Regions from separate parts of the Mus musculus genome. Here regions 1 and 3 are each linked to region 2. Evidence: chromatin contacts called from ENCODE Hi-C or POLR2A ChIA-PET data. All regions are on one chromosome and are shown on one strand. Each heading gives the region's core, a stretch centred on a gene start or an enhancer-like site at or near the end of the contact. The rest is flanking DNA. Distances are from core to core; before and after follow the strand shown.

Region 1 (3,204 bases), core at 249-2,748, 300 kb after region 2:
CTTTAGCTCTTCCTTTCTGCGTGCTGGTTGGAATCCATCAGCAGCTAAGCTGGAGAGGGAAGTGCTTCTAAAAAGAGGTCAGAGAAGGCCAGGGAGGTGGAGGGCCTAGAGGTGCTCTCAGAACTGCAGTCTGGCTGGTGCGAGAGACCCAGTGTCTAACTTCACTTCTCTCTGTGAATTTTTTAAGTAGTGGCTCCAACCGCCACCTCCCCAAACAGACACAAATGGCATTTGTTGACTGGAAAAGGGAAAACAGAGCACCCCCGGCAAAGTTAGAAAGACTGTTGTCCTGGATTAAGACCAATGACCTAGCATAGTCCGACATAAGGAAAGAGATAAACAGAAAAGAGCTAAGAGGGCAAGGCTGCTGCTGCTGCGCTTGATGATGGGGTTCAATCCCTGGTGGCACCCATACGGTACAAGAAGAGAACTGACTCCTGCAATTCGTCTTCTCACACACACACACACACACACACACACACACACACACACATATGTAATGTTAATTTTTAAATGAACAAACAGAAGGGCAGGGCATGGTATCCCATGCCTTTAATCCCAGCATTCAGTAGGCAGAGGCAGGGGGAATCTCTTAAGTTCCAGGCCAACCTGATCTACATAGTGAGTTCCAGGACAGCCAGGGCTATAGAGAGAGAGACCTTGTCTCAAAAAAAAATTAATAATAATAATTAATTCAAAACAAACAGAATGTGAACAATAAATTGTTCCTTGGAACCAACTGGGAGCTGATAAGTTCCTTGCTGAAGGTAGGAGCTAAAAGGCAGGTTCCAAAACCATAAACCTAGAAATGAATCTTACAAGAACCATGCAACGATTCATCTTTATCTGCTGCTATATAACCCAGATGAAACGGACCAGGTCTCAAATCTATGGAAGGGTGCTTTTTTTTTTCATTTCTGGGTGGGGCACTGAGAATGAGGTGAGGGTGGCCTAAAATCATTTTGTTTAATCATTCATTATTTAGGCTCTGTGGATAACTGCAACTGTGTGCCCTCTCCTGCCCCACCCCCTCCTCCCTTTCGACTCCCTCCCTGAAGAAGAAGGGATCTGGGACCTGGATGGCTTCCCTTCAGCTAACCTAAGCCTTTCCCCACTTCCTAGCCCTCTGCACACAGCTGCTGAAGCCCAGACAGCCAGATGTCTGTTGCAGATCGGTACTGCGAGGGCCCAGACCTGCAGCCTTTCTCTACACAGATGCTCTGGAGATGTAATTTTAATTAACGGTGGGAGCTATGGCCCCAAGGATTGGATTTTCAGAACAGAAAATATCCTTCCCATTTCGTTCTTTCTCACTCTCTTTTCATTCCTCTGTCGTTTCCCCCCAATGTCACCGACATTTAAAAATAAATATGAAAAAAATCGAACGAGGAGTCTCACCCACACCTTCACTGGGACCCAGGAGGGAAGCTGAGGATGCAGACGGCTGCGGGCGGCCGCCAGGAGCGGTCCAGCTCTGGGAGGAGGCCTAGCGCGCCGCGAAGGCGGGGCCTGGGCGGGGCCTGAGGCGGGACCACGCGGACTTAGGGGCGGGGTCTGTTTGGTTACGTGGCCAAGGACTGCTACTAATAGAGCTACTTCTGAGGAACACGTGGTCTAGCTTTAGCAAGAACTCAGAGACAGACACTTTGTGGCCATGGGCTCTTGGAAGACTGGTCAGAGCTACCTAGCGGCCGGGTTGCTGAAGAACCAAGTGGCCGTGGTCACCGGCGGGGGCACAGGCATTGGAAAAGCCGTCTCCCGGGAGCTCCTGCACCTGGGTACGTGAGCAGGCCTCTGGGGCTGGGCTAGTGTCCGCAGAGGTCCAGCTCGGGTAAACTGGGTTCAGAGACAGAGGGGAGTGCTGGCGGACCGGGAAGAGGTTGCAAAGCTCCGGTCTGCAGAGCTGAGCAATGAGGGAAAACGAAATAACAGAGGTTTTATTCCGAATAGCCGAGAAATGTTGAGAGGCCCTGATCAGATTTTCTTCTCACGTCCCCTGTGCTAAAAGCAAGAAAAAGGAAAAGTTATTAAACTTAGAATGATCACGTAAACACACGCACAAGGAAGCCATCAAGAAGAAAATAGTTACATTTAATATTTAAATATGTGAGAATGTGCATCTTCTTTGGGTTTACTTTTTTTTGTTATTTTGTTTTGTTTTTTTTGTTTTTTTCTAGACAGGGTTTCTTTTTATTAGCCCAGGCTGTCCTGGAATTCACTTTGTAGACCAGCTGGCCTCGAACTCAGAAATCCGCCTGCCTCTGCCTCCCGAGTGCTGGGATTAAAGGCGTGCGCCACCATGTCCGGGTTTTGGGTTTACTCTTAACCCAAAGCAAACTGTTCCCAGGTGGTGGTGACATATGACTTTAATTCCAGCACTCAAGAGGCAGAGACAGGTGGATCTCTGTGAGTTTCAGGCTAGCCTGGTCTACAGATCGAGGTCCAAGTCAGTCGAGGTTTCACAAAGAAACCCTGCCTCGAAGATGTGGGTAAGAAGGAAGAGTGCAAAGTTTATAAAGGCATATTTGAAAAGTATTTCCAACACGACGCTTGTATTGTGCAAAGAGCTTTGACAAGTAGATTTTTTTTAAAGATTTTTAAAATTTTATTTTATGTATATGAGTACACTGTAGCTGTCTTCAGACACACCAGAAGACAGTATCAGATCCCATTACAGATGGTTGTGAGCTACCATATGGTTGCTGGAAATTGAACTCAGGACCTCTGGAAGAGCAGACAGATCTCTTATCTGCTGAGCCGTCTCTCCAGCCCTGACAAGTAGATTTTTAAAAATCTGACATCAAGTGGAACAAATGAGAAATGATTTGGCCTTGACATTCCATGCTGAACTAACACAAGAAATAAATACATGGAGAAATGATTGACTTTATCTTATCAGCAGTACACTGCAAAAAAAAAAAACAAGACAGTATTGCAGTTTGCACTTTACCATTACTTCCAGCCTGTCTTCCACCAGGAAACTTCCCCTGGGAGGAGGAATTATTAAAAAAAAAAAAAAATCAACCAGTACCTGTTTAGTACAAAGGTCAGGATCTTGGCCTCTGTCAGCAAATTTGCAGAACCTTGGTTCCTCTTCTGTGGATTGCTAGTTGTTGAACCTCTTTTTGAGTAAGTTTGCATTGGGCAAACACTACACCAGTTCTGGGGTCGGCCAACAGAGTATTGTGGCATGACTGTAAATAT
Region 2 (2,932 bases), core at 431-2,930:
GCACAGCATAGTTCTGAACTTTTCTTGCCACATATTTGGAAAACACAGGTATTCATTACAGCGTAAGATCATACATTTATTCTGTACTGTGATTTCATTTACCCTAGACATTTTCCTATAGGCTGAACCAGTTTTACAATGCTCTAGATGCAGGGGCCTGAACACCAAATTCTCTGGCTGGGTCTGACTTAAGCCTTACCCAAATAGCACTACCTTATAATGTTACAGGATAGTTGAACTTGAGTTTCTAGTTAGGGTTTGGCCCAGCCCTTGACACATTCCCTCTGGCTGGAATACAGATATGCCTTTAGTACTCACCTTTGACTCCAAAACAATGAAGGTAAAGTTAGTTTGTAGGAGAAAGCACCCATGTTGAAAACGATGTCTAATTGAGTGGCAGACAAAGTGACGAGAATCAGAAAGATTTGACAGAATAGGATATGCCCAACTCTCATGAGGAACGGGAAGCCACTTAAGGGAGAGACAGACAGTGCAGGAGGAGAGAGTACAGCACAGGATACGGTAGAGTTGAGAGAAAGAGTAGAGCAGCAGAGAGGGAGGCGGAGGCAGTTTTACCGGGAGAGCTTTACAGAGACAGGCTGAAGAAAGAACAGGTCAGACACAGGTAAAGATAGAATGAGCAAGAGAATGAGAAGGAGCCAGAAGATTAGAACCAGATTCCTAGAGTTTGAGACCAAACAGAGCAATTCAGAGGCGGAGAGAAAAGCCAGACTGAATCAGTCAGCTGGGGAAAGAAGTCTGAGCCAGAACAGCTGAGTTGAACCAGCCAGCTAGAGTTCAGAAAAAACACGAAAGGGTGAGTTTATTCAGCAGCAAGTCTCAAGGGGCTGAAAACATTCAAGGCCCAGATCAGAATATAAGGAGGCTAGAAGCTTCCAGGACTAGGCCTAGGTTAGCAGATGGAGGCAGTGAGCCTCCCAGACAACTACAACAGGATAAAAGTTACTTTTATATTATAATGATTGTAACATAGGAAATACTCCAGTAGCACCGCCAGCCGTCAAAGAAAGCTCTAGACTCTTGACTTCAGAGGGTTTACATTTTAATCCTTGCTAAGACTCCCTTTAGACAAAGCACCCCAAAACATCTCCTCTCACAGATGTTACACTCAAGCCTGCCAGCCAGCAGCAATGAAAACTCTCAGCCTTGTATTCAACTAGGGTTATACCTACCAAGGCCTAGTATGCTGACTGACCCAGTTGGGGAGATGAGACCACGGAATGAGAGGTCCAACTAATAAACCATAAACCACAAATGCACACCACCACATAGACATTCCTCTTTGCTGAGACCTGGGCTTCCCTTCCCTTCCTGTGCACATCCTGGGTGCCTGAGAAAAGGGGACGCCCCGCCCCACTTTGCCTCTAGCATTTCCACTTGGATCTTCCCGTCCCCACTGCTCCCTCCTCTTGCCGTATTTGGTCTCGTCCGTCTCCAATGCTGCTACCTCCTTCGCAGCCCACTTTCTTACCTAGCGAGGCCAGTAAGGTGAGGCACCTTAGCAGAACAGCCCTAGACCAGGAGCGTCTTTCAGAGCCTTGCCTAGGCAGTTTTCGCTTCTGGTTGGACTGTTAGAGGAACTAGAATTCAAGCGCTACAATTTCACCCATCTTGGAGCGGGCCATTGGCATTTGAATGGCTCGGCCACCGTCGAACTACATTTCCCAACAGCCAGTACGGCCGCAGATCCCGGTCATAAATTGTGGGTGATAGTACACTTGGTGTAGGGCCTTCTGGGGTTTGTAGTTTGAATCGGAAAGCCTGCCCATTGGAGGTTGGTGAATTTGAGAGGCGTAACGTTGTGGGCGGGTCAAGGTGTGGTGCACCCTGGGAGTTGTAGCTCTCAGTTTCTCCAAACATTTAATCAGGCGTAAGGAAGGCTGAGCGTTCAGTGTCAGGGGTGTCTCCAGACATGTCAGACAGCCAGATTGATTTGATACTTAATAAAGATTTTCCTGGCACACCCGTTTCTAATAGTGCCGTCCTTATAAGCCCCAGCCGCTGCTGAGTATCTGCTTTCCTAGACCAAAGAGGAATTGAAATTTTTAGAGCCTCCATCAGTCAGCGTGCTGATCATTAATAGGAACTTAAGTTAATCCGAACTACAACCTATGAAACATAGACAGTAACTCATGTAACCCAGACTTGTCTAAGAACTCACCCTGTACCAGAGGATGTCTTTCCTGCCTCCACCTCCTACAGACTTGCACCATCATAAGATTATTATTATATCTTTTTTTTTTTTTCCTCAAAAGGCAGGATCTTAACATGTATCATTGGCCTAAAACTGACAGAGATCCTTCTCTGGAGTGCGATTAAAGTTGTGCACCACACACCCAGCTCCATTATCCTCATTTTATAAATGAGAAAACGGAACTAGGACTGGTCCACAATTTTCTCCAGGCTGTATTTAGCTACTTTGTTATTCTGATTCCAAAGCCCTCCCATCTATCAGATACTATCAAGGTTACTTGACTCCATTTCTGAGCACAGCATTCTTTCTGTCCTCCAATGGTTGAATATAATATTCTTCTATCATCAGCGTACACGGAAAGGTTGAAACGATTCTGTTTTCAAACAGAGCTCATTGCAAAGAGATAGATCTCTGAATACAGAGTTAATTGGGGAAATGACCAGACATTTAGGGAAATGTGATGTGTTTTTTAATAAGAAGAGACGATGAGGTGGACTGCAGTAAGATATCATGAACACAGGAGCTATCAAAATAGCAGCCCACAACAGGAGGAAGAGGAATGTTGCTAGTGTTGGCTATTCATGCCAACTCAAGGGGCAGGGGAAGGCTTTCAGTGCCTGAACTCTTGTAAAAGTATACTTTGTAAAGGTTATAAACCCTCAAGGCACACAAGTGGCCAGGCTCTGCCCTGCAGATGTCACTAGTGGTTGTACCAGT
Region 3 (3,235 bases), core at 191-2,690, 370 kb after region 2:
TCACACATAGCTTAAATACTTCTCAAGTAAATCAGACTGGCAAAGGCAAGACAAAGAAGCAAAACACCTTCTGCTTTAGGGTTTTACTGATGTGAACAGACACCATGACCAAGGCAACTCTTCTAAGGACAACATTTAATTGGGGCTGGCTTACAGGTTCAGAGGGTCAGTTTATTATCCAGGCAGGCATGGTGCAGGAGGAGCTGAGAGTTCTACATCTTCATCTGAAGGCTGCTAGCAGAATACTGGCTTCCAGACAGCTAGGATGAGGGTCTTAAAGCCCACATCCACAGTGACACACCTACTCCAACAGGGCCACACTTTCTGATAGTGACACTCCCTGGGCGATCACACCTTGTATTTTATATTGAGTATAGGGTTTGTATGCCAGAGTCTAAATTTGAATTGCACACTGGAAAGCAATTTGGCAGGATTCATTAAAATTAAAGGGGTGGACTGGAAAGATGGCTCAGTGGTTAAGAGCAATGACTGCTTTTCCAGAGGTCCTCATTTCAATTCCCAGCAACCACATGGTGGCTCACAACCATCTGTTATGGGATCCAATGCCCTTTTCTGGTGTGTCTGAACACAGCTACAGTGTTCTCACATATGTATAAAATAAATCTTTTTTAAAAAAAAAATTAAAGGGGCATCTTATGACACAGCAAGTCGACTGCCACATCTTTATTCAGTTGGTGTAGAAGCTCCCAAGTGCAGCAGTTCAAGGATGTGCACTGCAGCCCTCAGTACAAAAGGCTGGGATTGGTTAACATGTTCACCATTATGTTCACGGTCTGGTTAAATAACACTGGCATCGGTAAGATTAGGTCTGCGTTAGGAAGACAGAAAGATACACATACAGTCTGCATGACATCAGTGAAAAGAGCCAGGCACAAAAATGTGTGCATGGGAAGGGTTGGAGGGAGAAAGGGAATGGTGAGGGTGGGTGGGGCAATGCAATGTTTTAATTTCAAAAGATAAAAACAAACAAACAAACAAAACCCCAAACAAAACAAAACCACAAACATTTGGTGCGGTAATCTGCTGCTTGGACATAAAAAAACAAAAGTGGGATTTCTGGGGGCTGGTGAGGTAGATGGCGCTACACAAGACAGGATTCTGTTCCCAGCACTCACATTGTAATTTACAAAAATAAATCTCTTGTAATATAACAGTTGTAGAACTCACAAGCGGTTGCTTTTTTTTTTTCCCCTAAGAGTGTTCAAGGGCTGGAAGTTTGAAAAAATAAAAAAACTTTTACAAAGCGTGTATTGTGGGAGACCATTTCCTTTGCAGAGAAGCCAATTAAAAGGACAGTTGGGTTCGGCCACGCGCAGCAGACCCCTGCTGCTCAGCGGTCACCTCCGGGGTTCTGCGGGGCGCCTGGAGCGCGCTCGCTCCCTAGAGGGCAGCCGTGGGCGTCGCAGGACGCATGCGCTCGGGCGGCACCCGGGGAATTAAAAGAGAGAGGGAAAAGCTCCCGCGGCAAACGCGCAGCTCGCGTCCCCACGGCCGGCCGCGGCGTGATGCGCACGGCCCGGCCCGTGACGCCGCGGCCGTCCCTGTCCCCGTCCCCGCGTCCCCGCCGCCATCGCGCGCCCGGCTCCGGGATCCCGGCGCCGGGCCTCGCTCCCCATGGGGCTGCGCCGCTGGCTACGGAGCGCCTGCTGCTGCTGCCCGTGCCGGTGCCTGGAGGAGCCCGCGCGGCCCGAGAAGGAGCCGCTGGTCAGGTGCGTATCGGGCCGCCTCGCGGGGTGGGGACCCGGGTGTCGTCTGAACCGGGGAAGGGGTGCTGTGAGGTCACACCGCGGTGCCACCCGGCCCCCCTCGGCCCCGGTCTCGCACAAGACGATTTAAGCTCCGGATCCTTGGTTCAGATTTTGTGTGGCTCCTCGGAGGCAGCGGATGCCCCTGGGAAACGCCACTGACTGCTGCAGGGGAAAGGGCCGGGAAGAGAAGTTTCCAGAGGGGGTCTCATCGGATGAGACGGACGAGCGTGGGTTTCCTTGGCACTGAGATGAAAAAAAAAAGTTTGGCTATCTCTTCCAATGTCATGACCGAAAGAAGTCGATTTCAGTGACTGAGGAAATCTTTCTCGTGATAAAACTATGCGTGCTGTACCAGTGACAGCCAATTGACTGTTCGGGGGTTTAAACTGAAATGTGGGGACATTTAATGCTCATTAGCTAATGTGCTAAGAGGCTTTGTGAAGGAACCCTGTGCACAGCTTTGCTTGACTTTTTTTTTTTTTCCCCTAAAGCGATACTTTAATATACGTATAAGCACGAGGGGTAGAAGAAAAAGGCACTCAGAAATAAGACATACCCAAGCGTGGTTGCCGGCTCCTAGAGAGAGAAGAGATAGGACTGTGATTTTTATTTTTCCTTAAAATGTTGGTTTTTTGTTTTTTGTTTTTTTCTTCCTCCCTATCGTGAGTTTGCTGAAATTAAGTTCCACCATGCCAGGTTAACCTTATCGAATGAGGTCCCACCAAGTCGTGCCCCAGGGAACAGAATTGAAATTAGGGCACAGGATGTAGGGTGGAATTCTAGGCTTGGTGAACAAGCGCAGAAGCCAGGACCCCTTCCTTAAGGGACACGCAACGAATCCAATCCTGCTTGCACAACTCTGGCAGAAGCAGCAAAGCATGGCTTTACCTTGCCCTACTCTGTCAAGTCCAGACACTTCCCCTGACTTTGCAGAGTTACATAACCCATCCTGCCTGTCTGCTCTTATTTTCCAGCGCATTAAGCAGGATGTACTTGCCCCTGTAGGAACAATCTACTCTTAGTCCCTCCAAGCTCCTGGCCAATGGTGACCTTTTGCCTTCTACCCTTTCCTAAAGTGGCCTTGTGGCCCCTTTTCATCTCCCTTTTGCGAGTCAGGACTTGGAATTATCATCTTGTTATCTGGTGAGGTGTTTCATGAAATATATCTAGATACCCAAGGCACCACACACACACACACACACACACACACACACACACACACACACAAATACACACACACACACACACACACACTCTGTCTTACTATGTAGACCTGGCTGACCTCTAACTCAGAGATCCGTTTGCCTCCTGGGTGATCTGATTAAAGGCGTTCACCACCCCTCCCGGCTACCATACTATGTTTGGTTGTTTTTGCTAATAGCCCTCTCACTTAGATTTTGAGATTACTTTGGGCTTGGAGAAATCTAAATTACCTATCTTTAATTTAAACAGCAAAAGCTAACCGT

Evidence for each region. A loop is a pair of places that touch in the nucleus more often than their neighbours do. ChIA-PET counts read pairs that join two places held with the same protein, here RNA polymerase II (POLR2A).
Region 1: a map of regulatory T cell shows a loop between it and region 2 (3-fold over the local background). The contact joins the promoter of Tmem169 here to the promoter of Smarcal1 in region 2. A Hi-C loop is called at or near these places in 1 of 37 maps with a recorded cell type or tissue (regulatory T cell). POLR2A ChIA-PET finds 5 or more read pairs at or near these places in 1 of 5 experiments (embryonic stem cell).
Region 3: a loop to region 2 is called in a map of v-Abl transformed pro-B cells, with 3 times the contacts of the local background. The contact joins the promoter of Mreg here to the promoter of Smarcal1 in region 2. A Hi-C loop is called at or near these places in 2 of 37 maps with a recorded cell type or tissue (both v-Abl transformed pro-B cells). POLR2A ChIA-PET finds 5 or more read pairs at or near these places in 2 of 5 experiments (both embryonic stem cell).

Annotation. Positions count from the first base shown.
Region 1 is chr1:72,282,667-72,285,870 of GRCm38, reverse strand. It overlaps Tmem169 (transmembrane protein 169), which reads right to left and starts at 1,498. Exons shown (of 3, transcript NM_175564.4): 1 at 1,405-1,498. It overlaps Pecr (peroxisomal trans-2-enoyl-CoA reductase), which reads left to right and starts at 1,550. Exons shown (of 8, transcript NM_023523.6): 1 at 1,550-1,778. The coding sequence starts at 1,655. Gm51631 (a long non-coding RNA gene) reads left to right here. Exons shown (of 3, transcript XR_003947863.1): 3 at 1,123-1,373.
Region 2 is chr1:72,581,999-72,584,930 of GRCm38, reverse strand. Smarcal1 (SWI/SNF related matrix associated, actin dependent regulator of chromatin, subfamily a-like 1) reads right to left here and starts at 1,680. Exons shown (of 17, transcript NM_018817.2): 1 at 1,493-1,680.
Region 3 is chr1:72,210,512-72,213,746 of GRCm38, reverse strand. Mreg (melanoregulin) reads left to right here and starts at 1,440. Exons shown (of 5, transcript NM_001005423.2): 1 at 1,440-1,730. The coding sequence starts at 1,636.